2 separate regions of the Homo sapiens genome follow, and region 2 is linked to region 1. The links are chromatin loops, found by intact Hi-C in ENCODE. Cell type or tissue: heart right ventricle. All regions are shown on one strand. Each heading gives the region's core, and the rest is flanking DNA. Links, peaks and the distances in the headings are about the cores only. Region 1 overlaps CPPED1 (calcineurin like phosphoesterase domain containing 1). Region 2 overlaps CPPED1 (calcineurin like phosphoesterase domain containing 1).

Region 1 (16,499 bases), core at 5,697-13,696:
ACTCTCAGCCTTCCAAGTAGCTGGGATTATAGGCATGTGCCACGATGCCTGGCTTATTTTTGTATTTTTTGTGGAGATGGTGTTTTGCCATGTTGCCCAGGAGGCTGGTCTTGAACTTGTGAGCTCAAGCAGTCTGCCTGCCTCGGCCTCCCAAAGTACTGGGATTACAGGTGTGAGTCACCACGCCTGGCTTCTGTCCTTCAAACTCTTAATGCTTTGATGCCTGCACTCCCAGCTCTATTTTCTCATCTCAGGGAGACTGTCAGACCCTTCCTGTGTTCCCCTCTCTGTAGCATGGCCTAGAAATCCTGCAGTCCGACGCCTGTAGGGCCTGTCTCACTAGCGTCCTGTCTCTTACGGGTCACTGGCTGCCGTAGCCTGCTAGTCCATGTCTCAAGTACTGTGGCTTCGTGTTTCTTGTCCAGTTTTTTAATTCTTCCAGGCAGGAGGGTAAACCCAGTGTGTGTTCCTCCTCCTTGGCTAGAAGAAGAAATAAGTCCTCACTGTGGTATTAATTTCCTTTTTATAATTCTTAGAGAAGTTGAGCTTGCTTGCTTGCTTGCTTGCTTGCTTGCTTGCTTGCTTGCTTGCTTTCTCTCTCTCTCTCTCTCTCTCTCTCTTTCACAGAGTCTTGCTCTGTCGCCCAGGCTGGAGTGCAGTGGCACAATCTCACTGCAAGCTCCGCCTCCTGGGTTCACGCCATTCTCCTGCCTCAGCCTCCCAAATAGCTGGGACAACAGGCACCTGCCACCACGCCCGGCTAATTTTTTGTATTTTTAGTAGAGACAGGGTTTCACCATGTTAGCCAGGATGGTCTCAATCTCCTGACCTCGTGATCCACCCGCCTCAGCCTCCCAAAGTGCTGAGATTACAGGTGTGAGCCACCACGCCCAGCCACATCTTTCTTTCTTTCTTTTTGGTTTTTGTTTGTTGTTTGAGACAGGGTCTTGCTCTGTCGCCCTGGCTCACGTGAACCTCCCACCTCAGCCTCCCAAGTAGCTGAGACCACAGGTGTGAGCCACCACTCCTGGGTAATGTTTGTATTTTTTTGTAGAGATGGGGTTTCATCGTGCTGCCCAGACTGCTCTCAAACTCCTGGGCTCAAGTGATCCACCTGCCTTGACCTCCTAAAGTGCTGGAATTACAGGTGTGAGCCACCGTGCTCAGCCGAGTGTCTTTCGTATGTTTTCTGAGCACGTGGATTTCCATTTCTCTGCATTCTCTGTTCATCTCAGCCTGTTTGTTCCATTGAGATAAATGACTTTTTCTTGGTAACTTAGAGTACTTTGTGTATTTACAGGTTAATCCCTTATCAACTTATATCAGTTGCTGCTATCTTTTCTTAGATTTTTCTTTTCATTTTAAAAATTACATTGTTTCAATGAACAGAATTTTTAAGTTTTAACGTAGTCCACTTTGTCCATTTTCTTTATGACCGGTGCATTTTAGGGTCTTGTTTAAGAAATCGTTCTTTATCCTGAGGTCATAAAGATAGTCTACTGTATTTTCTTTTAAGAGCTGAAAAGGTGTTTTATATTTAATTTATTTGGGATTGGCTTTTGTGTGGTGGGGATAAGGATCACAATTTTATTTCATTTTTTTTCCACTTGGTTATGCCAGTGGCCCCATTTCCATTTTTTGAATAGTCTTTCTGTGCAGAAAAGACTTCACTAGCAGAGAAGTCCTGAGACTTACCCTTCAAAAGGCCCCATTCACAAGGCTAGCACTTGGCGTGCATCTGAGAACCTGGATTTTGGGGTGGTTCCTATAATGTGGTGTATGCTGAACACCCACCTTTCCTTCTGGGAGTCTGGAATTTGGGTATATGTTGGACAGAGGCTGCCTAAGTGACCAGCTTCAACAACAGCCCTGGGTGCTGGGTCACTCATGACCCATAGACAAAATGCCACACATGTTGTCACAGCTTATTGCTGGAGGAGTTAGCACATCCTGTGTGACTGCACTGGGAGAGGAAACTGGTGCCTGGTTCCCTGTGTATTCGTCCCACGCCTCCAGTCCCTTTGCTGATCTCGTTTTTTGTCCTTTTGCTGAGATAAATCACAGCCAGGAGTATGACAATATGCGGGGTCCTGTGAGTCCTCCTAACAAACAGTTCAATCTGGGGGTGATCTTTGGGATCCCCAACAACTGTCGTTTCCCCACTGATAATAAAATAACTGAGAAGCAGCTATTGGGCAATGTTCTGAACTACCCTTGAACATTCATGTCTTCATCTGAACATCCATCTACTACCCCTGATTTTTCAGTGCAGGGTGCATATCCTGTATCACCCAATAAATGGTCATTGATCACCATAGGAAAGGAACAGTGAAAGCTCCACGGTGGTTTGGAGGAAGGTGGCAGGCATTCAGCGGTAACTCTTTTGAGCAGATAGATTTTATGTTTTTGCAATGAGTGAAATAAATTTTCCCATATCTATTTAAGGTTGGCAATCATTATCTTTTTATCATCTTGGAACATTTGTAATTCCTTTAATATGTTTAGTTAGGAATTTTCTACCTTCCTCATCTTGTCCGATAGTTTAAAATCCCACAGTTATTTCACGGGCTCCTCATACCTGCCTGTGTGATTTCTAACATGTCACGCTATGCAACCAGTTGCTTTTACTTGTAGAGTGTTTCTTTAGGTAATAGCTTATTATTGGTTATGTGATTACAGTGTGTTAAAGACAGGTCTGTAGTTATGTAAAATGCCGTTTCTCTGAGTATCATGGTCATTTCCACATATTTCTCTATTCATGTATTTGTAAGAATATATCTATTTTTGCAGTATTTTATTTATTTATTTATTTTATTTTATTTTCTGAAACGGAGCCTTGTTCTGTCACCTAGGCTGGAGTGCAGTGGTCTGATCTCGACTCACTGTGACCTCCCCCTCCCAGGTTCAAGCGATTGTCCCGCCTCATCCTCCCAAGTCATTGGGATTACAGTCATGTGCCACGAAGCCCTGCTAATTTTTTGTATTTTTAGTAGAGACAGGATTTCACCATGTTGGCGATGCTGGTTTCGAACTCCTGGTTTCGAACTCCTGACCTCAAGTGATCCACCTGCCTCGGCCTCCCAAAGAACTGGGATTACGGGCGTGAACCACCACGCCAGGTCAGTTTTGCAGTGTTTTAAATACTGTTGTCTTTGAGAGGAGAGAGGCACGCACATAGACTATGGTGATTACCATCATATACTGGAAAGTGCAAAGTGTAGCGCAGTTAACTGTGAGCCATCTCATCAAACCCTAACAGATGTCTCATTTGTCCATAAAGGGGCTTCTGTCCCATAGAAATTCATGTACCCAACCTACTCTTCAACCATGATTTTTCTCTGATGGCCTGTGTGAACAGATTAATGGTGTCCATCTAATTCCTTCCCCACTGGGGGAAAGCAAATCATCAGGCCCATTGCAAAAACTGCTCTTGGTTGAGCTTCCTGCCTTAAATCATACCCACAGTGAATGGCGTCCCTTTATCACCGCTAATGACTCTGACATCTCTCTCCACTCACATGTGAGCCTCCTCAGCTCTCGATAAACAAGTCTGTCTCGGTTCATTTATTCTACAAAAAAAAAAAAAAAAAGGGCAGCCAGAGGAGGATTTATTTTTTTCTGCTGATTTTTAAAAGTCTGATGTGAAACCATTCTGAGTGTCTCTGGTGCCATTTATGAGGCAGAACCATTCTTTCTGATGATTTACTCTCTCTGCCGTCCTGCCCACTATATTTTAAGTACTATCCTAGTTGGCCTGGAGTTACTATGATATTTTGTCATAATTGGGCCCCATTATATTGCTATGTCGGGCAGTTTTCCTGTTTTAGAAAGGGCACTGTTATCTAGTGCAATGCTGGCTCCTTAGAGATGTGGATTAAATGACTTGCTAAGCCTGTTAAATAGTTGTGGACTCATCCTTTTCTCTTGTGATCAGCCGGGAAAGCTGGTGGATCACTTAGGAGAGTGTTTGCCTGCAGGTAACAAGCCACCCAGTATTGGGAGCTGAAAGCAGTAGGGGACATGGTGCAGCAGCCCAGCAGCACCCTCCCGGACCAGGGGCTTTCTAACCTTCTGACAGATTCTCACACTCTGTGCTCTCCTTTCCTGCCACAGGGCCTTGCACCTGCTGTTCACTCTGCTAGGGATTCTCTCCTTCACCCCTGCTCCCCCAGCATTCTCATCACCCACTGAGGAAAGCTGCCCTTGCCCCTGCAGCTGGCTGAAAACCCCTGCTATATAAAGGAGTGGGCCAAGCACTCCCTTCTTTGTAACGCTAATAATATATTCTAATTTGACATTTAGCTGTGAGGCCCTTCTATTGTCCTCATCCCCAGTAGACGGTAAACTCCATGAGTGCAAGGACCAGACCTAATTAGTCATGATTGGTATGCACTAGGAATACTTTTGGCTACGGGTTTTTAAAAAGTAGCTTTTTTTTTTTTTTTTGAGGCAGAGTCTCGTTCTGTTGCCCAGGTTGGTGTGCAGTGGTGCAATCTCTGCTCACTGCAACCTCTGCCTCCCAGGTTCAAGAGATTCTCCCACCTCAGCCTCCTGAGTAGCTGGGACTACAGGTGCCTGCCGTCATGCCCGGCTAATTTTTGTATTTTTGTAGAGATGGGGTTTCACCATGTTGGCCAGGCTGGTGTTGAACTCCTGACCTCAGGTACCCGCCCACCTCAGCCTCCCAAAATGCTGGGATTACAGCCATGAGCCACTGCGCCCGGCCTAAAAAGTATCTTAAATAAAGCAGGGCTGGCTCGCTCTTTCTTTCCTTTCTTTCCTTTCCTTCCTTTCCTTCCTTTCCTTTCTTTCCTTTCTTTTTTTCTTTTCTCCTTCCTTTTCTTTTCTTTTCTTTTCTTTTCTTTCTTTCGTCTTTCTTTCCACATAATAACAAGGCTAGGCAGCTCCGACCATTGACTTATTTGGTTTACACTGTCATGACCAGTGTCTCTGCCAATTTCTTGTTATTTTCCTCATGGTTGCAAAATGGCTGCTGTAGCCCAGCCATCACCTCACTGTTTAAGAGAAGAAGGCAGGAAGGGAGGCAGTACCACTGACACCTAACCCTTTTATCAAGAAACCAAAAGTTTCCCTGGAATCCCCCAGCCAATTTCTCCTCATGTCTCCTTGCCACTTGGCCACCTCTAACTAGAGAGGAGGCTGCGAACCATGTTGTTGCTTTGGCATCCTCTATACTAGAGGCAAAAATGGGAGAAAAAGGAGGAAATGAGAGAGAGGTTAGCCTACTCGTAGCAATCTGCCCCACTCTTGCAGCCCCAGTGTTTACTCGAACAAGCACTTTTTTTTTTGAAATGGAGTTTTGCTCTTGTTGTCCAGACTGGAGGGCAATGGTGTGATCTTGGCTCACTGTAACCTCCGCCTCCCAGGTTCAAGTGATTCTCCTGCCTCAGCCTCCTGAGTAGCTGGGATTACAGGCGCCTGCCACCATGCCCAACTAATATTTTGTATTTTTAGTAGAGACAGAGTTTCACCATGTTGGCCAACCTGGTCTTGAACTCCTGACCTCAGGTGATCCACCCGCCTCAGCCTCCCAAAGTGCTGTGATTACAGGCGTGAGCCACTGTGCCTGGCCAGCACTTTGGTATTAATGGACAGGTAGAAAAAACTCACTTGCTTGGACTGTTTGTCCATTCATTTATCCATTCATTTAGTGTCCAGGGCAAGCCAGTCTCTCTACTACTTATTCTACATGCACACTTTCTTATTCTCATGACCATTCTGTCCAGTGAGGCGCTACTATTTTTATTTTGGGATTAGAAACAATCTCAGGAAGAATCAATACCTTACTTAAGGTTACACAGCTCGGTAAGCAGCAGACCCAAGACTCAATGCGAAAGCCGCCTCCCTCCCAAACCCACTCACCCTTCACCGTGTGGTGCTAACCTCCCTGAGCAAGCACTGCTGATCCTGGGATCAGAGTAGGAAAACTCCTTCATTTAACTTTTCTCTACCAGGAGGTAATGATCATTAGCCTGCCAGGGTTTAGCTGCTACATTAAACATGTTTTGGCAAAACAGTTTGCTAATAATATTGCAACTGAACAAAATATATTGAATCTGTAATTTGGGGTGATTTTATATTTGGGGCCTAACTAGATGACATTCGTTTTATGAGTAGGGTTATAATTTTTAGCAGGACCTTGTATGGTAGGCTACTAAATTACCCAGAGGTTAGTCCATACCCATAAACTCTCTAAATAATTTGAATAATTTTTTTCCTGTTTAAGTAGGTAAGGCACTTTGCTAGGAGATTTTGCTTTTACTTTCTTATTCCTGAAAAATCTCAGCATTCTTGCTTCTGAATAAATGAATCAGTGGTCATCTGTATTCATGTCCACAGCTTACAGTTACACATTTGTGAACTAAAATATTCAGAGACATTTCATCTCTGCAACATTTTTTTTAATAATAAGCAGGTGTGTGTGTGTGCGCGAGTGTGTGTGTGTGATTATAAAAGTAATAGATATGCAATCAAAAGACATTTTGGAAGAAGAGAGGAAAATCACTCGTAATTCTGTACCACCCAGAGGTAATAACTATTAACATTGTTGGCATATTTCCTTCCTAATTTTTAAAAATTTTTTTTGCATAGCTGAGTTCCTACATTATTTGCGGTTTTGTGTGCTGCAATTTTTCATATAATATCAACAACCTCCTTATTATTACAAGCATCATTGTGAACGGCTGCGTAATGTCCTTTCATTAAGAACACAACAATCCTTTACTGGGCTGCTCTTCTCGTGATGCACATTCGGATTATCTCCCGGATACATGAATTCTTAACATTTTCTAAAGAAAGAATAATCCAAGCCACGACGCATCTGCCAACAGGCCCTCTACCTGCGTCGGGTACCGTGTTAACCACTTATCCCCAGGAAGGCGTCAGTCATTATCATTTCCATGATGACTTTGTCCTGGTAGAACAGGATGCTGGCAATTTTTATACTTTAAAAAATGACCGGATTCCTCGGTTTTGCAGGCAGGGGTCCCCTGACACAGGGAAGATGAATGCCAAGAAGACCAAGAAGAGAGAGAGAAAATTGCTCAAATGTTCCCTCCAGCCGCTCCCTCCCACTGTTCCTTATCTGGCAGCCACTCTGGCGACCTCAGAGCCCTTTTGCTGCGCAGCTCCAGTGTCCCTTTTCTTCTCATGGCTCAGCAGCCCCTCTGACCACTGCAGCCTCACACAGTTCCTAGAATTCTTCAGGGGGGCAAGAGTAAGCTGCTCAGACCATGTGTTAACTTCAGTCTTCCAAAATATTGTGGCCAATAAAAGCATTGTAGCCAGAGAGGTTATTCAAACGCTCAGCCCTGAGTATGCCCTTGCCTGCTTAAAACCCTCCAGGGGCTGCCGGTTGCTCTGAGAATCCAGACAGGTCCCTGCATGGGAACCACAAGGCTCTGCCTGATCTGGCCCTGCCTGCTGTATCTCCTGTCACTCTGGGCCCCACCTGTAAGGGGTGCTTTTTGGTTCCTCTGTGTCCTTTTCACATTCTGTTCCCTCTTCCTACACACTGTTCCCTCTGCCTGCTCTCCCTTCTTCTCCTTCTTCCCATGAATTTGGACTGCCTGCTTGTCCTTCAGATCTTTGTTGCCCTACACCTTCAAGTTGTTGCTCAAATGTTACCTTTTCATTGAAATGATCTCTGATTTTTTTTATTATTATTATTATTATTTTTTTGAGACATGGTCTCACTCTCTCGCCCAGACTGGAGTGCAATGGCACAATCTCAGCTCACTGCAACCTCCACCTCCCGGGTTCAAGAGATTCTCCTGCCTCAGCCTCCTGAGTAGCTGGGACTGCAGGTGTGCGCCATCGCACCCAGCTAATTTTTGTATTTTTAGTAGAGACAGGGTTTTACCATGTTAGCCAGGCTGGTCTGAAACTCCTGACCTCAAGTGATCCACCCACCTGGGCCTCCCAAGGTGCTGGGATTACAGGGGTGAGCCACCGCACCCATCTGATGATCTCTGATTTTAGAGTTGCAGCTCTTCCCCTCCCCACTGCCTTCCCACTTGGTTTCCCTCCGTAACACTTAGCACCATCTAATATACTGCCTGCTTTACCTATTAGCTGCACTGATCATCCATCTTTCTCCATTAAAACATAAGCTCCATGAAGGCAGACACTTTTGTTGTATTCTTAGTGCCTAGAATCTTAGTGTTTAGATTGCCTAGCATTCTGTAAATAATGGTTAAGCAAATGGAAGAATACTGAATCTAAGTCTCTCCTCCTCCCTTTTCTTTGTATTCACTTCTATGGGCTAGAATTTACTTTGATTCCCTTCAACACAACAGCTAGAAGTTTCCAGACAATGAAAGCCAAAATCCAGGCCAGGTGCGGTGGCTCACACCTATAATCCCAGCCCTTTGGGAGGCCGAGGCAGGTAGATCACATGAGGCCAGGAGCTTGAGACCAGCCTAGCCAACATGGCAAAACCTGTCTCTACTAAAAATACAAAAATTAGCCAGGCATGGTGGTATGTGCCTGTAATCTTAGCTACCCGGGAGGTATGAGAATCACTCGAACCTGGGAGGTGGAGGTTGCAGTGAGCCAAGATCATGCCATTGCACTCCAGCCTGGGCATCAGAGTGAGACTCCATCTCAAAAAAAAAAAAAAAATCCAAAGGTGTTTAACCTTTTCTTCATCTGCTGATGGAGTTTAGTAATACTTGCATATGATCTACACAGTCTACAGCCCACTTCTGAGTTTGGGGCTCCTCTGAAGGCCCAAGCTTCCCTAGATATAAGGACTGCCCCATGCCCTGCTCACCCTTACAAAGTCAGAACAGAATACAGAAGTGCCAGGCACCAAGCTCCGTCAGGCTCCAGGGCCCAGGGGATCTTGCTTCCTAGGTGGGAGGTGACCTGATCCCTTTATGCACTGGACTAAAGTGACGGCCCATAATGGTCTCCAGGTGTAACCCTCTTCCACCATTAGGGGCAGTTTAAATATAACTTTCTTTCCTTACTGGGGCACTGGGGATGCAGGCCTCTTTTTAGTCTCATGCAAAACATTTAAACAGCATGTGAGCATAATGTCTGGACAGAGAGAGACTTCTCACGGCACCTTTGCAAACAAGTCATGTTCTCTTCCCCTGATTTATTTTATTTGTAATAACTAACATTTATATAGGGCTTGCTGTGTTCCAGGCATTGTTCTAAGCTCTTTGCAGAGACGAACTTACTGAATCTTCATAACAATCCTATGAAGCAGGTGGTATAGTTATACATATTGTTACACTAAGTGTAATTTATCTTTAGGGTGCCAGGCACGGTGGCTCGTGCCTGTAATCCCAGCACTTTGGGATGCAAGGTGGGCTGATCACTTGAGGTCAAGAGTTTGAGGCCAGCCTGGCCAACATGGTGAAACCTCGCCTGTAATAAAAATACAAAAATTAGCCAGGGACGGTAATGTGCGCCTGTAATCCCATCTACTCAGGAGGCTGAGGCGGAACGCTAAGGCGGGAGAATCAGTTGAACCCAGGAGGTGGAGTTTGCAGTGAGCCGAGATCATGCCACTGTGCTCTAGCCTGGGCAACAGAGCAAGACTCCATCTAAAAAAAATATATATATTTTTGGGGAAGGGGCCATTGGATCTTGGTGCAAAATACTTTATTGTCATAGTCTACTCATCCCATTCTCTTTTCCCAAGAGAAAGGCAAAAATAATCATTGGTCCATGGAGTATGTTGGGAGCAGATTTTCAGGTCCATAAAAGGGAATTTGTACCCGATATCACCTGGACATCCGTGCACTTGGGACAGTGGCAACACAAGCCTTCCCTAGCTCTCTGCTGCTGGTGACCCTCCAGATAGTACTCCCGGCTGCTTCTCTGCCTGTTGGTGGGGTTCACCCTATTGCCCTGGCTTTGACCCAAGATCTGTCTTGAGCCTCCCTGCCTTGCCTGGTCTCTGCAGTCTGGTGATGGGCATGGGAGAGCTGGGGAGTGCTAGGTAAGACAGGATCCCTTTACCACCTGACCCAGGTTCATCCCTGTGTTCCTCGAGGCTTGCACTTGGATTGTGATTTTTGTGGGGTGCAAGTCCTGATTCATGGTGTCCTGTGTTCCTGTGGGGAGACCATGAGAGGACTCATCTCTCTGATGAGTGATGCCATGGGAACCCTGTAGACTCATAGGGGAGTGGAACCACATCCTGAGGCCAGACATTTAAATACCTTTGGGGAAGAGGAAAATTATTTGCTAGTTAAAAAATTATTCCCAGCACTTTGGGAGGCCGACGTGGGCGGATCATGAGGTCAGGAGATCAAGACCATCCTGGCTAACACGGTGAAACCCCGTCTCTACTAAAAATCCAGAAAATTAGCCGGGGACAGTGGCTGGCGCCCGTAGTCCCAGCTACTTGGGAGGCTGAGGCAGGAGAATGGTGTGAACCCAGGAGGCGGAGCTTGCAGTGAGCTGAGATAGCACCACTGCACTCCAGCCTGGGCGACAAGAGCGAGACTCCGTCTCAAAAACAAAAAAAAAAAATTATTGTGTGGCCAGGTGCAGTGACTCATGCCTGTAATTCCAGCACTTCAGGAGGCCGAGGTGGGCAGATCACTTGAGGCCAGGAGTTCGAGATCAGGCTGGCCAACATCGCAAAGCCCCGTTTCTACTAAATATACAAAAATTAGCTGGGCATGGTGGTGCATGCTTGTAATCCCAGCAACTTGGAAGGCGGAGGCAGGAGAATCGCTTGAACCCGGGAAGCAGAGGTTGCAGTGACCCGAGATCGTGCCACTGCACTCCAGCCTGGGTGACAGAGCATGACTCGTCTCAAAAAAAAAAAAAAAAAAAAAAAAAAAAAACGTGTAATTTGAAAACAGAGACAAAGACAAATTATTGTCCTGTAATTATTGCCAACTAGAAGCAATTAATTGTGTAATGCTTTCTACAGGTTATGGAATTGCTGTTTTATAGGAAGCAAAAACGAGGTTATGATTTAGTTTTTTTTTCATTTTGTTTTCTGTCTTTATTCACGTTATAAATGCATGCAGATTAAGAAGTCAAGTAGCTGTACCCAGCAAGTTTTACAAAGCAGCAGTGCACAACTCCTCATTGGCCTGTTGCTCACTTCTAGAGGCAGCCACCCTCGTGAGTTGAGCTAATTTTGTGGATATTCACTTCCATTGTTCTAAACAACATGCTTGTGTTGATGTTTCTAGATCTTACTTACTGTTATGTATTGAATTTGTGTCCTGGAGAATGAGGATTTAGCTCTGTCCTTCTCTCCATCCCACTCCCACATTTCTTCCCCGTGTCTTTCCAGTGTCGTTAAATCCTAATTTGGTTGGCTGCATGCAGTGCCTCACACCTGTAATCCCAGCACTTTGGGAGGCCAAGGCGGGCGGATCACCTGAGGTCACAAGTTCAAGACCAGCCTGGCCAACATGCTGAAACCCTGTCTCTACTAAAAATACAAAAATTAGCCGAATGTGGTGGCGGGCGCCTGTAATCCTAACTACTCAGGAGACTGAGGCATGAGAATCTCTCGAATCTGGGAGGCAGAGGTTGCAGTGAGCCGAGATTGTGCCACTGCATTCCAGCCTGGGTGACAGTACAAGACTCTGTCTCAAAAAAAAAAAAAAAAAATTCCTAATTCGGGTCGTATCAGCATTTAGTATTTATAATATCTTGCCTGTACATATGTTATTTTAAACATCATTCACAACAGAGCCACATTGTAGGCATGGTTATTTTTCCTGCATGCTTTATTTGTTGTGGTTTTAAAATTGCTTTAAGTTTTTGAAGAGTGCTAATTCAACCTCAGACTCTTCTTCCAAAAGTCTGAGCTTACCAATTTCCCGTCAATAAATTTAAAATAATAACCAATCTCAGCTTTTTGGTGAAATTTCTCCTGGAGCTATTTCCTGATTGCTTGCTCTGTAGGCCTGCTAACAGCTGTGATCTTAGGATTTCTGTGTCTAGTCTAGGAACCATCTGTGCTTCTCTCTCATGTTGGATCTACCTTTGCCTCCTTTTTAGATGGATCCTATTGTCCAGTAGCTTCTGGAGAAGAAATTGCACCAAAAATGTCTTCATTCCACCCTCACATTAAAGTGATAGTTTGATAGTTTGGCTGGGTATAGAATGATAGGTGAGGAGTTATTTTTCTCTCAGAATTTTGAAGGCTTTGTCTCCTTGCCTTTGTTCTTTCAGTATGGATTTTAAGAAGTTCAATTTTATTTTGATTGTTGATCTTTTATATGAAACCAGAAACACATAGGATCTTCTCTTTGCATCCAGGGTTCTACAATAATACTGTGAGGGACTTTGGTATGAGTCCGTTTAAACTCATGCCCTTTTGTTCTCGGAAGTCCTTTTGAATTATTTCATCCTCTCTCTCTGTCTCTCTCTCTCTCTCTCTCTCTCCATCTGTGTGTGTGTGTGTTTGTGTGTTTGTGTGTGTGTGTGTTGTGTGTGGGCAGGGGAGCTCCCCTATACTGTGGTACTCATAGTCTACAAATATTGGACCTCTTGTTCTGGTCCTCAAATATTATTTCCTTTTTTTTTTTTCACTTCCTTGCTCACTCTACTTTTTGAGATGATTCCTCACCTTATCTTCTAAGCCTTCTACCGAGCTTTTCATTTTTGCTACCATAGTTTTAATTTTCAAGAGCTTTTTTTTTTTTCATTATTCCTTTTCAAAATAGCATCCTGTAATTGGTTGATTAATGCAGTATCTTCTCTGTCTGAGAATGCTAATGATTTTTTTTTTTTGACGGGTTTCACGTTTGTCATCCAGGCTGGAGTGCGATTTCGGCTCACTGCAACCTCTGCCCCCCAGGCGATTCTACTGCCCCAGCCTCCTGAGTAGCTGGGATTACAGGCGTGTGCCACTACGCCCAGCTACTTTTTGTATTTTTAGTAGAGACCGGGTTTTGCCCTTTTGGCCAGGCTGGTCTCCAACACCTGACCTCAGGTGATCCACCCACCTTGGCCTCCCAAAGTGCTAGTATTACAAGCGTGAGCCACCACACCCAGCCTGCTAATGGTTTTTTTTTTCCTCCTCCCCATATCGCCTCTGTTTCTTACCATTGGGGTTGTTTTGTTCTTTTTTTTCATATTAGACACATTGCTCATACATCTAATGGTCCTTGGCTGCCTGCTTCCATTTAAAAGTGCAATTTAAAAAAAAAAAAGAATGAAAAAGAGTACAGCACAGAAAAACTGACAAATGCGGGGGAGGGAGGCCTTCTCGCCCACGGCCTTCACCATCGCGTGATGAAGGCTCCCCATTTCCGTATTATCGGTGGCTTTTGGTTGTTTCTTTTTGGCTCTCAGATTCCCCAGAGACCACTCCTGTTGGAGGGCTCTGCCTGGCTTCTTTCGCTCTAAGTGTTCTAGGAGCCAAATGGAAGGAAAAGACTCCATCCTGAAATCCAGGGTAAAACTTTCATCTTTATCCCCTTGTTTTCCCCGGGGGACCCATGCCCCAGCAGTCTCTGCTGCCTCTCAGAACTTCTTTGTTTACTCTTTTTTTTTTTTAATTAAAAAAAATTTTTCTAATGCAGTGAAACCCCGTCTCTACTAACAATACAAAAAATCAGCCAGGCGTGGTGGCGGGTGCCTGTGGTCCCAGCTACTCGGGAGGCTGAGGCAGGGGAATGGCATGAACCCGGGGGGTGGAGCTTGCAGTGAGCCGAGATCGCGCCACTGCACTCCAGCCTGGGAGACAGAGCAAGACTCTGCCTCAAAAAAAAAAAAAAAATTTTTTTTTTTGAAGAGACAGGGTCTCCATATGTTGCCCAGGCTGGTCTCGAACTCCTGGGCTCAAGTGATCCTCCCACCTTGGCCTTCCAAAGTGCTGGGACCTTTGTTTACTCTTTATAAAGACTAAAAGTCCCATCTTCTGCCAGGGTGAGAAGGACAGTGGTCAAGCTTCATGCAGTTTCAAGCCATCTTTCTGTTTTAGCTCTCTTTTTATTCCTATACCCAAGGATAGCTAAAAATTGAGGTTTCTCAGGAACTAAAATGCGGGTAATGTGAAGTAAAGAGCTGGAGCATGTGAACTCATCCTTTCCCCACCACTCGAGTTGAGATGTGGAACATTTGCCAGACTCCAGAAGGCTCCCTCGTGCGCCTTCTCTGTCAGTCAACGTTCTGTCACCAGGACTAGTTGGGTTTGCTTGTTCTTGAGCTTCATAAAAATGAAATCATGCGGTATTGACTCTTGTGTCTTCTGGCTTCTTTCGCTGTATGTGATGTCTGAGATTCATCTGTGTTATTACATGTAGCAGCAATTGGTTCTGTGTTATAGCCATGTAGTATACCATCTAATGAACAGATCACAAATTATTTACCCACTCCACTGCTAATGGATCTCTAGGTTATTTCTACTTGGGGGCTATTGTGAATAAAGCTGCCAAGAGCATTCTGGTTCCTATCTTTTAATAGACCAACACCCTCATTTCTCTGGGTATATTCCAAGGAGTGGAATTACTGGGTCATCGGGAAGATGTGGGTTTGTCTTTGGCAAATACTGCCTGAGAGTTTTCCAAAGCCAGTTGATTCTTGACTTTTCTCGCTGCCAGCTGAATATTTAACTTAAACTAAGTCAGCTGCAGCTTGGCACAGTGGCTTACACCTGTAATCCGAACACTTTGGGAGGCCAAGGTGGGAGGATTGCTTGAGGCTCATAGTTCAAGACTAGCCAGGGCAACATAGGAAGACCCTTTCTCTCCAAAAAAATTTTAAAAAAAATTAGCTGGCCGTGGTGGCTCACACGTGTAATCCCAGCAACTCGGGAGGCTAAGGCAAGAGGATTGCTTCAGGCCAAGAGTTTGAAACCAGCCTGGGCAACATAGCAAGGCCCCATCTCTACACAAAATTTGAAAATCAGCCAGGCATGGTGGCATGTGTCTATAGTCCCAGAACCTTGGGAGGCTGAGCTGGGAGGATAACTTGAGCCCAGGAGGTTGAGGTTGCAGTGAGCTGTGGTCACGCCGCTGTACTCCAGCCTCGGCAACAGAGTGAGACTCCCATCTCAAAAGAAGCAATAATAACTCAGCTAAGCCCATTGCTACTTGTCCATGTACTTTCCAGTTTCCAAATTCTGTGGCTGTTCTCTCCTGTTTGTCCTTGAGAGTTTCCTGCCTTTACAGTGGGATTTGTGGAAGGAACAAAGCTGAATGTGTTTTCAATCTACTATATTTAACTGGAAACCTTTATTATGACTTTAAGATGGCTTTTTAGCTCTCTCAGTCTCCCCAGACAGAATACCCTTGTGTTTCCTCTGAGTCATTTCTGCTCAGTGGCTTTATAAAAACAAAATTTTAATGCCTCCGCCTCTCACCAGTACTCCAGACGTCGTTTTCTGCAGTCTGCATTGCCAACAAGATGACAACACGATTCTGATTCCACATCTTTATTAGATAGAATGATTAATAAACAGTTCAAACTGAAGGTACAGTCTGTGGGATGCTTTCTCTTAAATGTTTTTTTCTTGAGTTTGCAAAAATCTTTGTATACAATTATATGGACATTTAAGCTGATCACGTTCTTCAAGTCCAGGCAAATAAAAACGTCTTAACCTTAAACCTTGTAATGTCCCCAAATTAACCTTGTAATATTAATAATATCCCTGGGTCCCAGGTATTCCCCTGGCCCTTGGAGCCATCTTCACTATTTTGGTTAGGGTATGCCAGGGCTAGGAGGCACAGCTGAACTTCTAGAGACCTGAGTTGGATGTCAGATCAGGTTTTCCCAAAGAACTAATGATATATGCTGGACTCTCCACACCTCTCACCCCAGGGCTCCCTCTGGGGCTTCCTCCAGCACAGAGATGGTGACAGGCAGATCAGAAATTGCAAGGAGGACTCACAGACACCCATGTTTCCAGTGATGGTGACCTCACCAGCAGAGAACAAGTATACTTAGTGCCAAGATGCTCCTAAGCTCACAGACAGGGGGTCCCATTCACTTACTATCCAGGTCCCGCCCCAGTGAGCTCACCGTTTGTCCTCTGCTTCAATTCTTTGAACACTTTTTGAAGAGACAGGGTCTCCGTATGTTGCCCAAGCTGGGCTCGAACTCCTGGGCCTTGCCTCTCGCCTCACAGAACCCTCTTGCCTCACAGAACTGGCCAGGCCTCACTGCTCCTCCCTGGTTATAGCTCACTTCATTTGATGTCGTTGTACTCATTAAAATAGTATTAGCACAAGGAGAGGCCCCAGCCACCTGGTCAGCCAGGAATGTAGCATCTTGTTGTAGAGTAACAGGCTAGGAAGGTTGCAATCATGCAAGTAAAGTGCTCAGTGCCTGCCATGTGGTAAGAGTTTCATGAGTGATCGCTAGTATATTCATGATTTATTCTGTAGAGTGACTTTCTGGGCAGCTCAGGAAATGTTTTGCTTCACTTGGTCACACCCAAATTGTAATTGGCTCCTCTCAATCTTTCTCGGGGGATCTCAAGATTATAAGCAACCTGTAATCCTTTCTTCATCTCTTTTGCTTTTTTATGTATCAGGGATATG
Region 2 (16,499 bases), core at 3,564-11,563, 60 kb before region 1:
GGGTTTCTCCATGTTGGCCAGGCTGGTCTCGAACTCACAACATCAGGTGATCCGCCGTCCTCAGCCTCCTAAAGTGCTGGGATTACAGACCTGAGCCACCGCGCCCGGCCTGGGACGACTGTATTTTAATGGACCTTGTCTTTTTTGTCCAACATGAAGATTTTGCTCTTTTCTTGCTGGGCAACATTCCATTGGATGATTATATACCTTATACATTCTGTTGATGTATATGCTGAATATCTTCCCTTTGCCTCTCCAAACCTTTCTCCCTTCCCCACCATGCCCCAGGGGTTTGCCCTCCGTGAGCTACATCGGTGGGCTCCTTGCCTTTTGGTTTTCCTTTGGGCTCAGCCAGTGGGGAGCCCTGAGAAGAAATCAGAGCAGGGAGAGAAGCAAAAGGCAGCTGTATTTATTCTTGCAGTTTACTCTGTGGGGTTGCCTCGCCTGGCTGTCTTCCTCCCCACCCCTGAAGGTCAAGGTCGCTCCTTTTCTCAGGACAGCTTTTCTCCTCATTCTCTCTAGTTCTGGATTTGAGTAACCATTTCCTCCTTTGAGGCGTGGGAGTGGCAGTGGTTCTGCTTTTCTAACCTTGGGTTACCACACTCCCTTGTAGGTTTCGTCCACCCAACCCCCACCAAGTAATCCCTTTTTAAACCCTTTTTAAAATCATCCTAATTTGAGAATGCCAACTATTTCCTGCAAGGATCCTGACTAATACAATGGCCATTTAGTTGTTTCTGGTTTTTGCCCTTGGTAACAGTGCTGTTATGAACATTCTGTACAAATCTCTTTGTGGACACATGGGAGAGTTACTCTGAGGCATATACCTACAAGCTATGTTCTGGGTTATAGGGTATAATCATCCCCAGCATTACTAGATGTGGTCAAACTGCCTTCCAAAGTGGTAGTGCCAATTTATACTCCCACCAGCAGTATATGAGAGTTCCCTGTTACTCTGCTGTATTATTTTTTTTTTCAGTTCAAGAAATATTTGTTGTGGGCTGGCTGCGGTGGCTCACGCCTATATATTTGTTGAGGGCCGGCCGCGGTGGCTCACGCCTGTAATCCCAGCACTTTGGGAGACTGAGGCGGGTGGATCACCTGAGGTCAGGAGTTCGAGACCAGCATGGTCAACATGGTGAAACTCCATCTGTACTAAAAATACAAAATTAGCTGGGTGTGGTGGCACATGCCTGTAGTCCTAGCTACTTGGGAGGCTATGGCAGGAGAATTGCCTGAGCCTGGGAAGCAGAAGTTGCAGTGAGCCGAGAATGTGCCACTGCACTCCACCCTGGACAACAGAGCAAGACTCCAGCTCAAAACAAACAAACAAAAAAACCGAAAGGAAATAAATATTTCTTATATTCCTATTGCACTGTCCAGTATGGTGGAGAATAGGAAGTTGGGGGCGGGGGAGTGGTTCAAGTTACATGCTCTCAGAGGCTTGTAATAATCCAGGTACAAAGCTAGGGCACAAAAAATAATGCTTGGCTACTGGTGGGCTCTGAGGTCATTCACGCAGGGTTTCCCTGAGGAAGTGTTGCTTCGTCTGATTGCTAAAAGAGGAGTATGAGTTAACTGGGCCACGAAGGGAGGGAAGACCATGTGGACCATGGGCAGAGCAAGTGTGAGAGTCCTAGGACATGGCAGGATGGGAAAGGGAAGGATGAGGGCTGAAGGAAGTCTCTGAGTCTGGAGCAGAAAGATGAGGTTGGGACATGGTGTGGGCTGAGGCTGGAGAGGGAGGTGGTGGTAACTAAGGATTTTTGTCGTGTCCTAATAGCATCAAGAGGTTTCAAGCTGGATGTGTGAGGAAGCAAGGATGTATGATCAGATTTTTATTTTGAAAAGAGTGGTCTGATTGCAGCAATGGCAACAAAAGCATTTCTACTTTAGAGCAACTTGGGATGCAATCCAGTTGGAAGCTGGAGCTCAAGGATTTGTCCAGAGGCTGCATTTCTGTAGTCCCCCATGGTTTACTTTTTTTTTTTTTTTTTTGAGACAGAGTCTAGCTCTGTCACCCAGACTGCAGTGCAGTGATGCTACTCACTGCAACCTCCACCTCCCACGTTCAAACGATTCTCCTGCTTCAGCCTCCCGAGTAGCTGGGATTACAGGCATGTACCACCATGCCCGCTAATTTTTGTGTTTTTAGTAGAGACAGGGTTTCGCCATGTTGGCCAGGCTGGTCTGGGACTCCTGACCTCAGGCACCTCGGCCTCCCAAAGTGCTGGGATTTACAGGCATGAGCCACCGCACTTGGCCCCCATTGTTTACTTTGAATGTGTTTATTTGCTGTAGCTGGAGGTGCCTATTGGGCACGGGGTGTCTTTCAGTGGAGATGGTGGGAGTGCTGAGGTATAGTAGCTTCCTAGGCCATTGCAGCTGCCAGGGGGCCACCACTGGGACCAGAGGATCAGAGAGCAGCTCCCCTGGATAAGAATGGGGATGCTGGAGAGAGACTTGATGATAAATCTATAAGATACCTACCCTGCTGATAGGAGGAGAGAGTGACTCTGAACTTTTCTTAGCCCCGAGTAAATCTAGAAGTGGGGCCAGCACTTGATCTCCTCTGTGAGCCATGCAGTCCCATAGACACACCCAGGATGGGTCATTTAACGGAGGGCCTAGAGAGGCCCAGCCTCAGAGTGTTCTGCTGAGAACCCCAGGTTTGTGGGTTCACATTACTAGGTGCTGAACCCTAGCCTACCATTGCTGCTTCCATTGCACTCATTGACAATTCCCCGGGGTCCTGACTCTATTAGCATCGCTGGCAACTTGGAGAGGTGCCCTTAGAGGCATCAGAGGCCTCTCCAGACTCCTTGGGAAGCCAGTAGATTTGCCCCTTGGGCAGACTGAGAAAGTTAAAGAACTAGCTTTTCGAGGCTGGGAGCAGTGGCTTACGCCTGTAATTCCTGCACTTTGGGAGGCCGAGGCAGGTGGATTGCTTGAGGCCAGGAGTTTAAGACCAGTCTGGCCAACATGGCGAAACCCCATCTCTACTAAAATTAAAAAAATTAGCCGGGTGTGGTGGCAGGCACCTGTAATCCCAGCTACTTGGGAGGCTGAGGCAGGAGAATCACTTGAACCTGAGAGGCGGAGGTTGCAGTAAGCCAAGATTGCCCGCTGCACTCTAGCCTAGGAGACAGAGTGATGACTGTGTCTCAAAAAAAAAAAAAAAAAAAACTGACTTTTCCCCTTCTCTTGCCAAAACACACACCATCAAAGGGGTTTGATTAACTCAAGCAACAGTCCCTAAAAATCACAGCTCTGAACCCTTCACCTTTGCTGCAGAATCAGCTCATTGAGCAGTTTGTTTTCCAAGTGTAGCCTGCCAATTAAATGAAAGAGCGCTTTGCTTTAAGACCCATTTCCTCCCACCGGTGATTTACGTGAGTAACAGTATTCCCATCAACTCCTTCCAGTAGTGGTATGTGTGACACTTGGTTTCAGTCATCCGTTCCCTGTTAACATAATGTGCTAGGCTCTGTTGACGGATGTTGATTAAAAAAAATTGTACATGTCTCACCTGAGAAAGCTCACATTCCTAAGGCATGTTCAGATATTCATTTTAATTAGGCAAATTGATAATTAGGTTTTCTTGACACATATCCTAATTAGGACTACTTTCTTCTAGTAATTGTCTTTTGAGAAGTTTATGGCTTCTGTTTTGAAGAAATCCTAAAAGGGAGAGAGATCAAGATAAAATATGCTTTTAAAGTGACTTAATTATTTTTAGGTCTGAATCTGTTTTTCCAGTTTGATATTTTCCCTTCAGAGAACTGGACTAATGGGTGGTATTCTTAAAAAGATTATTTTCCCAGACATTTCATTCCTAAGAAGCTGATGGAATTTGCTAATCCTGAATCTTTCCTTGTACTCTCTGGAAAACTTCTCCCTTGGCAGAGAATAGTGTCAGTAAAAAAATAACTCACTCTGTCTCTTGCAGGTCTCACCTAAGAACTTTTCTAGAAATAGTAGACCTGGAAAGGTATCTCCAAGTTTGAACAAAGTTGAAAATATTGTGGTTTTAAAAATTCTAACAGGATGATGATGATGAAATAAATGCTTTAAATTGTGCCATACATTTAGGCCAAACTAGTTATCTCTTATTTGAGATATATTTGAAGGTCCTCTTATTTGAGAGTTCCTGTGAGTAAATAGGGCTTATGATTACTTTCTCAACTCTTTGTTGTAATCATCAGTCAAGGGATAGAGTGACCAGCACACATATGTAAAAAGTTTGCACTATAACATTTCCAGAAAACACAATTAATTTTATTTTTGAATGTCGGGGTTTTTCATTTTCAAAAATTTATTTATTTATTTATTGTATTTTATTTCTTTTGAGGTGGTCTTGCTCTGTCACCCAGGCTGGAGTACAGTGGTGTGATCATGGCTGATTTGCAGCCTCAACCTGTGGTGCTTAAGTGATCCTCCCACCTCAGCCTCCTGAGTAGCTGAGACTACAGGCGTGCACCACCATGCCTGGCTAATTTTTAAGTATTTTTTTGTAGAGACAAGGTCTTACTGTGTTGTCCAGGCTGGTCTTGAACTCCTGAACTGAAGCTATCCTCCCACCTCAGCCTCCCAAACTGTTAGGACAAGCTTGTCCAACCCATGGTCTGCTGGCCACATGTGGCCCAGGATGGCTTTGAATGTGTCCCAGCACAAATTCCTAAACTTTCTTAAAAGTTCGGAATTTTTTGCCATTTTTTTTTCAAGCTCATCAGCTATCATTAATGTTAGTGTATTTCATGTGTGGCCCAAGACAGTTCTTCCGTTGTGGCCCAGGAAAGCCAAAAGATTGGAAATCCCTGTGCTAGGATTACAGGTGTGAGCCACTGGGCCTTGCCTGCTTTAAAATTTTTTTTGGAGACAGGGTCTTACTCTGTCACCTATGCTGGAGTGCAGTGGCATGATCTCCGCCCACTGCAGCCTCCCCCTCCTGGGCTCAAGCCATGCTCGATCCTCCCACCTCCACCTCCTGAGTAGCTAGGAACAGAGAAGGTGCTACCACGCCTGGCTGATTTTTATATTTTTTGTAGAGACAGTTTCGCTGTGTCACTCAGGTTAGTCTTGAACTCTTGGACCCGAGCAATCCTCCTGCCTTAGCCTCCAAAAGTGCTGGGATTACAGGCATGAGCCACCGCACCTGGCCTAAATTTTTTTAATAACTTTCTTGAGGTATAATTTATGTACCATAACATGCATTTTAAGTTTACAACTCAAGGGATTTTATTAACTTTAGAGTGGTGTAGTCACAATCTAACTTTAGCACATCTCTACCTTCCCAAAAAAGTGGTTTTATACCCACTTGCAAGTCTCTTCATGTTGCCACTCCCAGCACAGGCAACTGCTAATTTACCTCCATAGATGGGCCTTTTCCGGACATTTCATGTTAATGGAAAAATATGTGGTCTTTTGTGACTGGCCTCTTTGTGGTAGCATAAGGTTTCTGAGGCTCACTTATTTTGTAGCTTGAACCAATACTTTGTTCCTTTTTACTAAATGATATTCCATTGTATAGATAACCCATTTTGTTTATCCGACCACCTATTGATAAACATTTGGACATTTTTTTTTTGACACTGATGGACATTTCACGCATCTGGGTACCTCTTGTCTATTGGGAATAAAGCTGCTATGAACAGTCACAGACACATCTTCTTAAGGGTATTTGTTCTCATATCTTTTGGGTAGATACCTAGGATTGGAATTGCTGAGTCATACGGTAACTATGTTTAATATTTTGAGGAACCACCAAACTATTTTCCAAAGCAGATGCGCCATTTTACATTCCCACCAGCAGTGTATATGGGTTCCAGTTTCTCCATATCCTTGCCAACATTTCTTATTGCCACTCTTTTTTATTATAACCATCCAAATCGGTGTGAAGTAGTATCTCATTGTGAGTTTTTTTTGTTGTTTTTTTGAGACAGAGTCTCACTCTGTCGCCCAGGCTGGAGTGCAGTGGCATGATCTCGGCTCACTGCAAGCTTTGCCTCCTGGATTCAAGCGATTCTCCTGCCTCAGACTCCCAAGTAGCTGGGATTTCAGGTGCACACAACCACACCTGGCTAATTTTTGTATTTTTTAGTAGAGATGGGGTTTCACCGTGTTGGCCAGGCTGGTCTGGAACTCCTGACCTCAGGTAATCCACTTGCCTCAGCCTCCCAAAGTGCTGGGATTACAGGCATGAGCCACAGTGCCTGGCCAGTTGTATGTTTCTTCTTGTGACTTTGCTGTCTTTTTCTACCTGTACACTATAAATTCTTGAGGAGCAAGAAGCCCAGACCTAGGATGGTGTCTAGCAGTAGTAGACACTCAGTGGCTTTTTTTTTTTTAAGACAAAGTCTTGCTCTATCGCCCAGGCTAGAGTGCAGTGGCGTGATCTTGGCTCACTGCAACCTCTGCTTCCTGGGTTCAAGTGATTCTCCTGCCTCGGACTCCCAAGTAGCTGGGACTACAGGTGCATGCCACTGCACCTGGCTAATTTTTGTGTTTTGGTAGAGATGGGATTTTACCATGTTGGCCAGGCTGGTCTTGAATTCCTGACCTCAAGTGAACTGCCCACCTTGGCCTCTTGAAGTGCTGGGATTACAGGCCTAAGCCACCACGCCTGGCCTCAGTGACCATTTAATATTGAGTAAATGGATGAGTATGAATGAATACACTCCACCTGGGTCACCTGGGTGTATCTGTCCAACCCACTGCTCTCATGTACCATGGAGTCTCCGGACTAAACAAAGCTGAGACCAAGGTGTTGATCAAACCAATAGAAGTTGTTGGCTGGGTACAGTGGCTCACGCCTGTAATCCTAACACTTTGGGAGGCTGAGGCGAGTGGATCGCTTGAGGTCAGGAGTTTGAGACCAGCCTGGCCAACATGGTGAAACCCCATCTGTACTAAAAATACAATGATTAGCTGAGCATGGTGGCTGGCACCTGTAATCCTAGCTACTCTGGAGGCTGAGGCAGGAGAACTGCATGCGCCTGGGAGGCGGAGTTTGCAGTGAGCCAAGATCATGCCACTGTACTCCAGGCTGGGCCACAGAGCGAGACTCTGAAAAAAAAAAAAGTTGCATGACTACACCAGGTGGCTGTGCACTGTGTGCACTACTCCAGAGCATCTAGAGGCAGAGGTTTTGCCTACCAGGTGGGTGCCCTCACATGGAGCACATCTGCCCGGGGGAAGGGTTACCTTCTCTTTGCATCTGGGGCTTCTGTTAGCCTGGCCATGTGCCTACACAGCTGCTTCTGCCCAGAGAAGGCGCCTTCTACCAGTTCTTCCCAGAGTGCTGCCTGGGACAGCAGCTGCCTGCTGTCTTGTTAGGGAAATGGGAAAAAAAATAACAGCAAATATCCACCAAAACCAGGCAAACCCCAAGTGGAGTTCTGCTCTTGAAAAGTGAGAGAGGTTCTGGAAATGTCTTTTCCCCTCTTTAACCGTTGTCTCGAATGGCGTCAGCCAAAGCCAGTGATGCCAAAAGCCGCCTGGCCACGAAGTCCCAGCCCATCTGCTTTCTTAGTTCTCTGAAGAGTTGCAGATAAAGATTTTGGAAGGACGGCCATTGTGGCAGCCAAGCCATGACTCAGAATCTTTTGTGTGTCTCAAAAACTGCCTTTTGGATGCATTTAGGCCAAGAAAAGAGAGGTTGGGTAAATTTACCTTTGTACAGGTTGAGCATCCCTATTGCAAAATGCTCTAAGATCCGACCGAAACTTTTTGAGCACTGACTTGATGATCAAAGGTCATGCTCAAAAGCATTTCGGATTTCAGATTTTACAGATTAGGAATGCACTACCAGTTTGCATATGCAAATGTTCCAAAATCTGAAAAAAGTCTGGAATCTGAAACTCTTCTGGTCCCAAGCATTTCAGATAAGAGATATGCAACCTGTACTTAGGACAAGTCATTTGGAGACTCTTGAGGATATTGCTGTCACAGTTAATTATTTTGGGGGTGGGGGGAGGGACAGGGTCCTGAAGGACACTATTTTTTTTTTTTCCTTTAACAACTGTTAGCATACCCTACAGTTCACCATGTGAATTGTTAATTAAATAATATTTACCACTTTGGGCTTCTTTCTGATTCAACAGTGTAAATGTGTACAATTCAGTGGCTTTTAGTGTATTCACAGAGGTGTACAACCATCACAATCAATTTTAGAACATTTTCCTTAATCCAAGAAGAAACCCTGCACCCCGTGCTGAAACTGCCCCCAAAGACCCCCAACCCCTAAACAGCCACTAATGAAGGACACTCTTATCTGCTGCATACCATTCTGGCAGCTTCACAGTGGGGACATTACGATTGTTAAGTCAGAAAGAGTCCCAAAGTGGTAAATATTGTTTAGCTACTCTTTGGTGTGTGATTTTTTTTTTTAAACTGCTGAAATAAGATTAGTCCCCAGAGCAGTTGAAGGGTATTGCTGGAGACATTTAGATTGTGATTCACTATGCAGATTGCTATTGTGAGAAACTGCAAAAATTGCATTTTGTTGCCATTTGCTCTTTAGCTAGAAAGCCTGCAGGCGGCTGTGAAGCTTCCCATCTTTCCTGCTTTATAACCAAAGCAATATCCACAGTATATAAAGGAAAAGATGTTAAGACCAAAGCATGTAAATATATATGTGTCTCTCATCAGATGTTTTCTCAGCCCCACCATGTGCTGTGGGAACCAAGAGATAGGTGAGTCTTTAAAAAGCCTGTCTCTGCTAAGATAAGGGTAGGGGTTACTGTGAATGGTAGTCATGGCACGAGTAACTCACTTTTGACCACTTGCTCTGTGTCTAGTCCAAATGCTTTACATGTTTTAAGTCATTAATTCTTCTCAACAACCCTTTTGAGGTAGGAGCTGTTATTCCTACTGTGCAGATAAGGAGACTGAGTCCCAGAGAGGTTCAGGAACTTGCATCATGTCACGTAGCTGGTAAAGGGTAGAAATGGGAGTTGAACTTGGGCACTCAGGCCTCAGTCTGAGCTCCACTGGAACTCAGTTAAGGGTTTCAGGAGATAGAGGCCCAAAGTCTGTTGTCAGCATGGTCTATCCCCGCCTCCCGCTCCAGCCTTCTGGTGACTTAGGGTCTGGGTACTTGCAGTGCCCCCTCCCTGGAGCGCGTCTCCACAGCCCCACCCACTGGCCACTCTGTCTTGCAATCAGCCTGATGACCCTGCAGTTGTAAAGAGCGAAGTGTGTAATTGACTTGTGTAACTAACTTAGTTATTTGCTTGTTTGTTGTGCATCTCCCCCGCTATCGTGTAAGGTTTTAAGGAACAGGATCCATCAGCATTGCTCACTGTTGAATGTCCAACCACTGACAGCCAGTGCCATAGAGCAGGTGCTCAGAACATACCTGCTTGAATGAGTGAAGGAGGCCAAGCTGCATCTGCCTACAGGGCAGGGAGCATTTGAGCTGGCAGGGAAGGGTAGAAGGGATTTCAGCAGGAAGAGTTGGTGGAATGGAGAGCGTATACCAGAAAGAGGAGGGGAAGTGTACTAATCCGTTCTCATGCTGCTAATAAAGACAGACCCAAGACTGGGTAATTTATAAAGGAAAGAGGTTTAATGGACTGACACTTCACATGGCTGGGGAGGCCTCACAATCATGGGGGAAGACAAAGGAAGAGCAAAGGCATGTCTTACATGGTGGCAGGCAAGAGAGCGTGTGCAGGGGAACTGCGCTTTATAAAACCATCAGATCTCGTGAGACTTATTCACTATCATGCGAACAGCATGGGAAAGACCAGCCCCCATGATTCAGTTACCTCCCACCAGGTCCTTCCCATGACATGTGGGAATTATGGGAGCTACAATTCAAGATGAGATTTGGGTGGGGACACAGCCAAACCATATCAGGAAGTATAGGGTGTGTTGGAGAAGCAGATAGTGGTCTATCTGGGGGGATTCCTGTGGTATGTCTTAAACAGGGTTTTTCAACCCCCCAGCATTGTTGATGTTTATGGGCTGGATTTTGTTGTGGGTTCCTGTCCTGTGCATTATGAGATGTTTAGCAGCATCTCCAGCCTTTATCCACTGGATTCCAGCAGCACCACCCACTTCCCAGTGTGATACCTCAAAATGTCTGTAGACATTGTTATGTGTCAGAATCATCCCTGGTCTGATGGGACTACAGCCACTGGTCCATCAGGACCAGTGAGATACAGCTGGAAGAGGCCAGGCATAGCGGTTCAGGCCTGTAATCCCAGCACTTTGGGAGGCTGAGGCAAGTGGATCACTTGAAGTCAGGAGTTTGAGACCAGTCTGGCCAACATGGTGAAACCTCATCTCTACTAAAAATACAAAACATTAGCTGGGTGTGGTGGCGCACTCCTGTAATCTCAGTTGTTCAGGAGGCTGAGGCAGGAGAATTGCTTGAACCTGGGGGACGGAGGTTGCTTTGAGCCAAGATCGTGCCACTGCATTTCAGCCTGGGGGACAGATCAAGACTCCATCTCAAAAAAAAAAAAAGATACCGCTGGAAGAACTTTGGGCCCCTTTAGGCCCAAGTGCTAGAATGAGTGGATGAGTGGGGATCCATTGATGTCTTCATCCATTTCTTCACCAAATATTGACTGATGCCTGCCACGTGCCAGACTCAATAATAAAAGCTGCTGATATGCCAGAAAGGGAATGCAAACGTGGGCCTGCCCTGGAGCTTTCAGGATGGTGGCTCTGTAGCCAGGAATTTGATGATCTGGTTAAGGGGTTGGGAAGAGACATAATGGCAGCAACTGCCTGAGATGGACTGGAGTAGGGAGAGCTGCAGGGAGCCATCCTGCCAGCCTCCTTCTCCCAGGTGGGAACCATGAATACCTGGCCCAAGAGTAGTTGGTGATGGGAACGGTAAGGTGGGGCTGCTGCAGGGATGTTGTAGACGTGGAATGATGCAACTTGGCTGTCTACATGCACAGGATGACACATGATCTTAAGATCTGTAGACTGGGGGACTAGGGATGATGGTGGCAAAATTAGCAAGATCTAGGGAGGGAGCCAGTCTTAAAGAAAGATGTGCAGCCATAGAAAAGAATGAGCTCATGTCCTTTGCAGGGACACAGATGAAGCTAGAAGCCATCATTCTCAGCAAACTAACACAGGAACAGAAAACCAAACACCGCATGTTCTCACTCATAAGCAGGAGTTGAACAATGAGAACACTTGGACACAGGGAGGGGAACATCACACACCAGGGCCTGTTGGGAGGTCGGGGGCAAGGGGAGGGAGAGCATTAGGACAAATACCTAATGCATGCGGGGCTTAAAACCTAGAGGACGGGTTGATGGGGCAGCAGACCACCATGGCACATGTATACCTATGTAACAAACCTGCGTGTTCTGCACATGTATCCCAGAACTTAAAGTAAAATTAAAAAAAAAAAAAAGATGATGGATTTGCCTGTGGAAGTGTTGAATTTAAGATCCTGATGGGACAAGCTGGGAGCTTGGACATGTCCAGAAAAACAGACATACTAATACTATGTTCTACTCTTTTTTTTTTTTTTTTTTTTTTGAGATAGAGTCTTGCTCTATCACCAGGCTGGAGTGCAGTGGTGTGATCTGCAGCCTCCGCCTCCAAGGTTCAAGCAATTCTCCTGCCTCAGCCTCCCGAGTTGCTGGGACTACAGGTGCATGCCACCATGCCTGGCTAATTTTTATATTTTTAGTAGAGATGGGGTTTCACCATGTTGGCCAGGATGGTCTCGATCTCTTGACCTCATGATCCAACCCCCGCCCCGCCACTCGGCCTCCCAAAGTGCTAGGATTACAGGCGTGAGCCACCGCGACCGGCCAATGTGACTTTTCTTATGAAAATCAAGTTAAGAAAGCTATTTATCATTGTATTCTACCGTGAATTATTTGAGGTTGCATACAAGTAACAGGTTTAGCACATCATGAGAGCAGAAATTATTATAATGTTAGGTATTACTTAATAACGTGGCTGGCCCCCAGGCCTTTTCCTAGTTGAGTGATGAAAACAGTGATTCATTTGCTTTTGGGGGCACCTTCATTATAGTTAGTCATTGCTTAACTGGTAATAGTGAAAAAATCAATAAAATTTCTAATTCTTGGTATATATTAAAAAGTCAGCTTTCATTAACATTGACAAATATGCCTAAAAGGGATAATAAAAATGAGAGAGGAAATGTATTAGCAGAGACAAATCCAAGAAAACATTTAGTTTGTGATTTTAAAAGTTCAGCGGTAAAGAGCAATTGCAATTTGAATATCTGTCTTTCAGGCAGGATATTGGCACATAAACAGAGGCTCATAGGAAAGATTAATGGTAAAGCATTGCGTGAATTCTTCCAGGTTTTTAAGATTCTTCTCTGAGTGCAATTGCTTTGCACCTGATAATGTTTAAAGAAAACCTACAGGCCTTTCTGTCCTTAGCTTGATATTACCCAAAATTCACTGTGTATTTATCCCTCAGTTTTGAAATATGGTTTCTGTGACAGTCTTTTATAAGTTAGCCGAAATGTGGAAGTGGCCAGATCTTGTTATTCTCTATACAACAGGTGACTCTGATTTCTAAGGTCAATTTTTCATTTAAAAGTGTTTCAAAGTTAATTTTATAATTCGATTTAGAAAATTATGGCAACCAGGCTGGATGCAGTGGCTCATGGCTGTAATCCTAGCACCTTGGGAGGTCAAGGTGAGCTGATCACTCGAGCTCAGGAGTTCTAGACCAGCCTGGGCAACATGGTAAAACCCCGTCTCTACCAAAAATACAAAAAATTAACCAGGCATGGTGTCGCGCACCTGTGCTCCCGTCGACTCCAGAGGCTGACGTGGGAGGATCACTTGAGCCCGGGAAGTGGAAGTTGCAGTGAACCAAGGTCATGCCACTGCACTCCAACCTGGGTGACAGAGTGAGACCCCATTAAAAAAAATTATGGTAACTCATTAGCTTATTTTTCTTTTTTCCTGGCTTGTTGTTTGGCTAGACCTAGGCATTCCTGGCTTGGATATGTCTTCTCTATAGTAATTTCAGCTGTCCTGAAATGTGGGCGAGTGATGTCTGTGGCAGAATTTGCAAAGGTGGGGGCCTGGTTTGCCCCTTAGCCTTTGTAGATTTCAGTCAATGTATTTTCCTTTGCTGGGTCTCCTCTTCCTCACCTCTAAGCAAAATGGAAAGATTACCATAGATAAGGGTTTGTCATTGCAGATGCCAACAGCAGCCAGGTGGTAAATTGGGCCAGGTGGGGACTGTGGCAAATTTGAGAGCACAAACCCCATGTGAAGGCACAACCACTGTACAGACCCAGAGAGTCACTAGCATGCTTCATTTGGGTCTGATGTGGCCAGATTTTCCAAGAGAATCCAGAAAGCCAGGTATATTTATGAAACTCATGAATTAAAAAGGTTGGCAACAAATTCAGAAGTTTATAAACGCTGCCTGGGCCCAACAGCACACATCTGCTAAGCAGACCTCATCCACAGACGTCGAGTTTGTAATCTCTGGAAGAGATCACCACTGAGCACTCACAGGAGACAGATGTCTGGGTCCCCGCCTGTGCCTCAAATCAACCCTGTGCTATTGGCAGGGACCCTGAACATCACGGCCGACCAGGGAAAAGCTCTGGGTCTTGCCATCATTGTCTTTGTGTACAGCCCATTTATCAAGACGTTCCATTTGAAGGAAACTTTTTGGAGAGAAGATGTCAGTATTGAGGTGGATAACTTGAGGGAAGCCCAGAGCATGTTCTGTCTTCATCATGGCTCTCACCACTCCAGGCCATCCAGCCCAGCAGCACTGAGGTTCTGAATAGCTCTTGGGTAGAAGTTGCTGGGTCTTTATTGTGTGACCTTGAACTTGAGGCATGCCTAAGCCCCATCTCCCTTCCCCCTCACTACCCAGACCTCAGCATCTCCCCCTTGGTTTAATGAAAGGCTGGTTACAGTAACTCTGAGAGTCCTTCCAGCACTGACAATTTCTAGTACTTAGGTAGGAAAAGGCGGGCTTCTGTGAGTTAAGCCTTCTGATCTCACCAGGATGAGCTACAATAAATGGCCTTATTGAGTGCAGTACTGGAAGGTCAGGTACAAATGTGACATTAACTGAGATAAGTTAAGTATGTGAGACTAGCCCTCAGGTTTATATTACCATCCATGGCTGACTCTCAGCTGAGCCCAGTGATTTCACCTCCAGGTGTTCATGCTTTGTGTGATCCCCTGCCCTTAAGGTGGGCTGCCCTGGTAACTTGATTGTAATGAGCAGAACACAGCAAAAGTGATGGGGTGTTAATTCCATCATGATGTTATATAAGATTGTAGCTTCCATTTGCTAGCAGACCCTCTGCCTTGTGTGGTTCGATGAGGCAAGTCTCCATATTGCAAGCTGCCATATTGGAGAGGCCCATATGGCAAGGAACTGAAGGCATCCTCCAGGCAGCAGCCAGTGAGGAACTGAAGCCATCAGTCCTACAACCTACAAGGAGCTGAATCCTACTAACCACTATGTAAGTGAGCTTGGAAACGGATCCTGCCCCATGTGAGTCTTCAGATGAGACCTCAGCATTGACCAACACTTCTGTTGCAGCTTGTGAGAGACCTTGCAGAGGACCAGCTAAACCATGCCAGACTCCCACAGAGGCTATAAGATAATAAATGTGGGTTGTTTGAAGCTGATACATTTGTGGTAGTTTGTTACACAGCAGTAGACAGCTAAATTAACTTCTCTATGAATCTGTCAAAAAATTAACGTTGAAAAAGTTAAATTCGCTGGCCAGGTGTGGTGGCTCATGCCTGTAATCTCAGCACTTTGGGAGGCTGAGACGGGCAGATCACGAGGTCAGGAGTTCAAAACCAGCCTGGCCAACATAGTGAAACCCCATCTCTACTAAAAATACAAAAATGAGCCAGGTGTGGTGGCACATGCCTGTATAATCCCAGCTGCTCAGGAGGCTAAGGTGGGAGAATCACTTGAACCGAGACGCAGAGGTTGCAGTGAGCTGAGACCACGCCACCGCACTGCAGTCTGAGTGACAGAGTGAGACTCCATCTCAAAAAAAAAAAAAAAAAAGAAAGAAAAATTCATTCTGGATATTCTTATTCATAACAGATATAGGTGTTTTAATTAAATAAATGTATGTTTTTACCACGTATGAACACTAAATACCCTATAGGCATTATCCAGAGCTTTGTATGAGTTGTTTCCAAAGTTTATAGTCTTGTTTTGATATCATCTGGGTCAGAAATGAGATCTTAATCAATTCTTTTTTCTTTTATTCCTTCCACACATATTTGTCTCAAAATTTGACCTTGGTTTTCATCATAGTCATCAGTTAGGGCCCCTGACTGGGTTAATTTTTTTAAGTCAATTTGGGAAGAAAAATACAGACTTCTCTGTTGTGCACTGGAAAACGTGTATGTATGTGTGTGTGTACGTATGGGTGTACACATACATGTGTGCTATATACTCATACTTGGTAATGGGTGCTTTTTCCATGAAGTCATGTAGTAATAAATTAGAACATACTAATTAGTAATGGATTCCCTGATTAACTTCTTACTTTTGAGATGGAGTCTCTCTCTGTCACCCAGGCTGGAGTGCAGTGGCACGATCTCGGCTCACTGCAACCTCCACCTCCCAGTTCAAGAGATTCTCCGGCCTCCTGAGTAGCTGGGACTACAGGCGCATGCCACCATGCCTGACTAATTTTTGTGTTTTTAGTAGAGACGAGGTTTCACCATGTTGGCCAGGATGGTCTTGATCTTTTGACCTCGTGATCCACCCGCCTCGGCCTCCCAAAGTGCTGGGATTACAGGTGTGAGCCACCATGCCCAACCCAACTTCTTACTTTTCAAAGAATCTTGACACTTAGTTTTGCAAGGCAATGTAAAGGGTGATGACTAGATAGTAATGAATAATACAGAGAAATAAGAAATATTTAGGGCCAAATCCATGACCTGTACATAGGCAGAGACCTAACAATGACCAGAGAAGTATGCAAAACCAAACCAAAACAAAATAAAAAATATACCACCACTAACAACCTGAACAAAGCCCCTCTGAAGTGTTAGTTTAAGGAAACGAAAGTCACTGTGCTTCTGTTTCTCCTCCAACCCATGTAAGTTGCAGGCCACTCGAGTTCCTTGGTTAGTTGTATGTAGGCTGGTGCTTCCCAAATTTGGATGTGCGCATAGGTCACCCCGGGGTTCAGTAAAATGCAGATCCTCACCCAGTGGATCTGGGCTGGGGCCAGAGATTCTGCATTGTGAATGTGCTCCCAGGCGACGCTGATGTCACACCTGGAGGAATAAGGCTGTGGCCCAGCCCTGCCATCTCTGTGCCATGAGCAACCTGCTGCTTTCTGCTGTCAGGTAACCCTCACCTTGTCCCTCTTCATCAGGCTCATTGCCAGGCTAGTTCTCCTCGTTAATTAGCATTGTCAGGCATGTACTGTTTGACCGAGTAATCTCATATTTAAGCTAGGAAAGGTAGGGGGAAAAAACTGGACCCCTGAGTGTCTTTTGGTTTTTTTTTTTTTTCCAGTA

Evidence for each region. A loop is a pair of places that touch in the nucleus more often than their neighbours do. Peaks named below come from ENCODE experiments on the same cell type or tissue, not always from the same donor. Only the 100,000 strongest peaks of a DNase experiment are listed, where the experiment ranks them.
Region 2: it touches region 1 in a loop (3-fold over the local background); 6 of 110 quality-filtered maps call a loop at or near these places.

The regions. Positions count from the first base shown.
Region 1 is chr16:12,728,392-12,744,890 of GRCh38, reverse strand. All of the region lies in intron 2 of CPPED1 (calcineurin like phosphoesterase domain containing 1), which reads left to right. Among named protein-coding and RNA genes, the nearest start is that of MIR4718, 16 kb to the right of the region's middle. In heart right ventricle, for the core only: no CTCF peak of the experiment used is centred there; no DNase peak of the experiment used is centred there.
Region 2 is chr16:12,785,931-12,802,429 of GRCh38, reverse strand. All of the region lies in intron 1 of CPPED1 (calcineurin like phosphoesterase domain containing 1), which reads left to right. Among named protein-coding and RNA genes, the nearest start is that of CPPED1, 9.7 kb to the left of the region's middle. RefSeq lists an enhancer at 284-363. In heart right ventricle, for the core only: no CTCF peak of the experiment used is centred there; a DNase peak (open chromatin) is centred at 7,519; H3K27ac peaks cover 1,303 bases.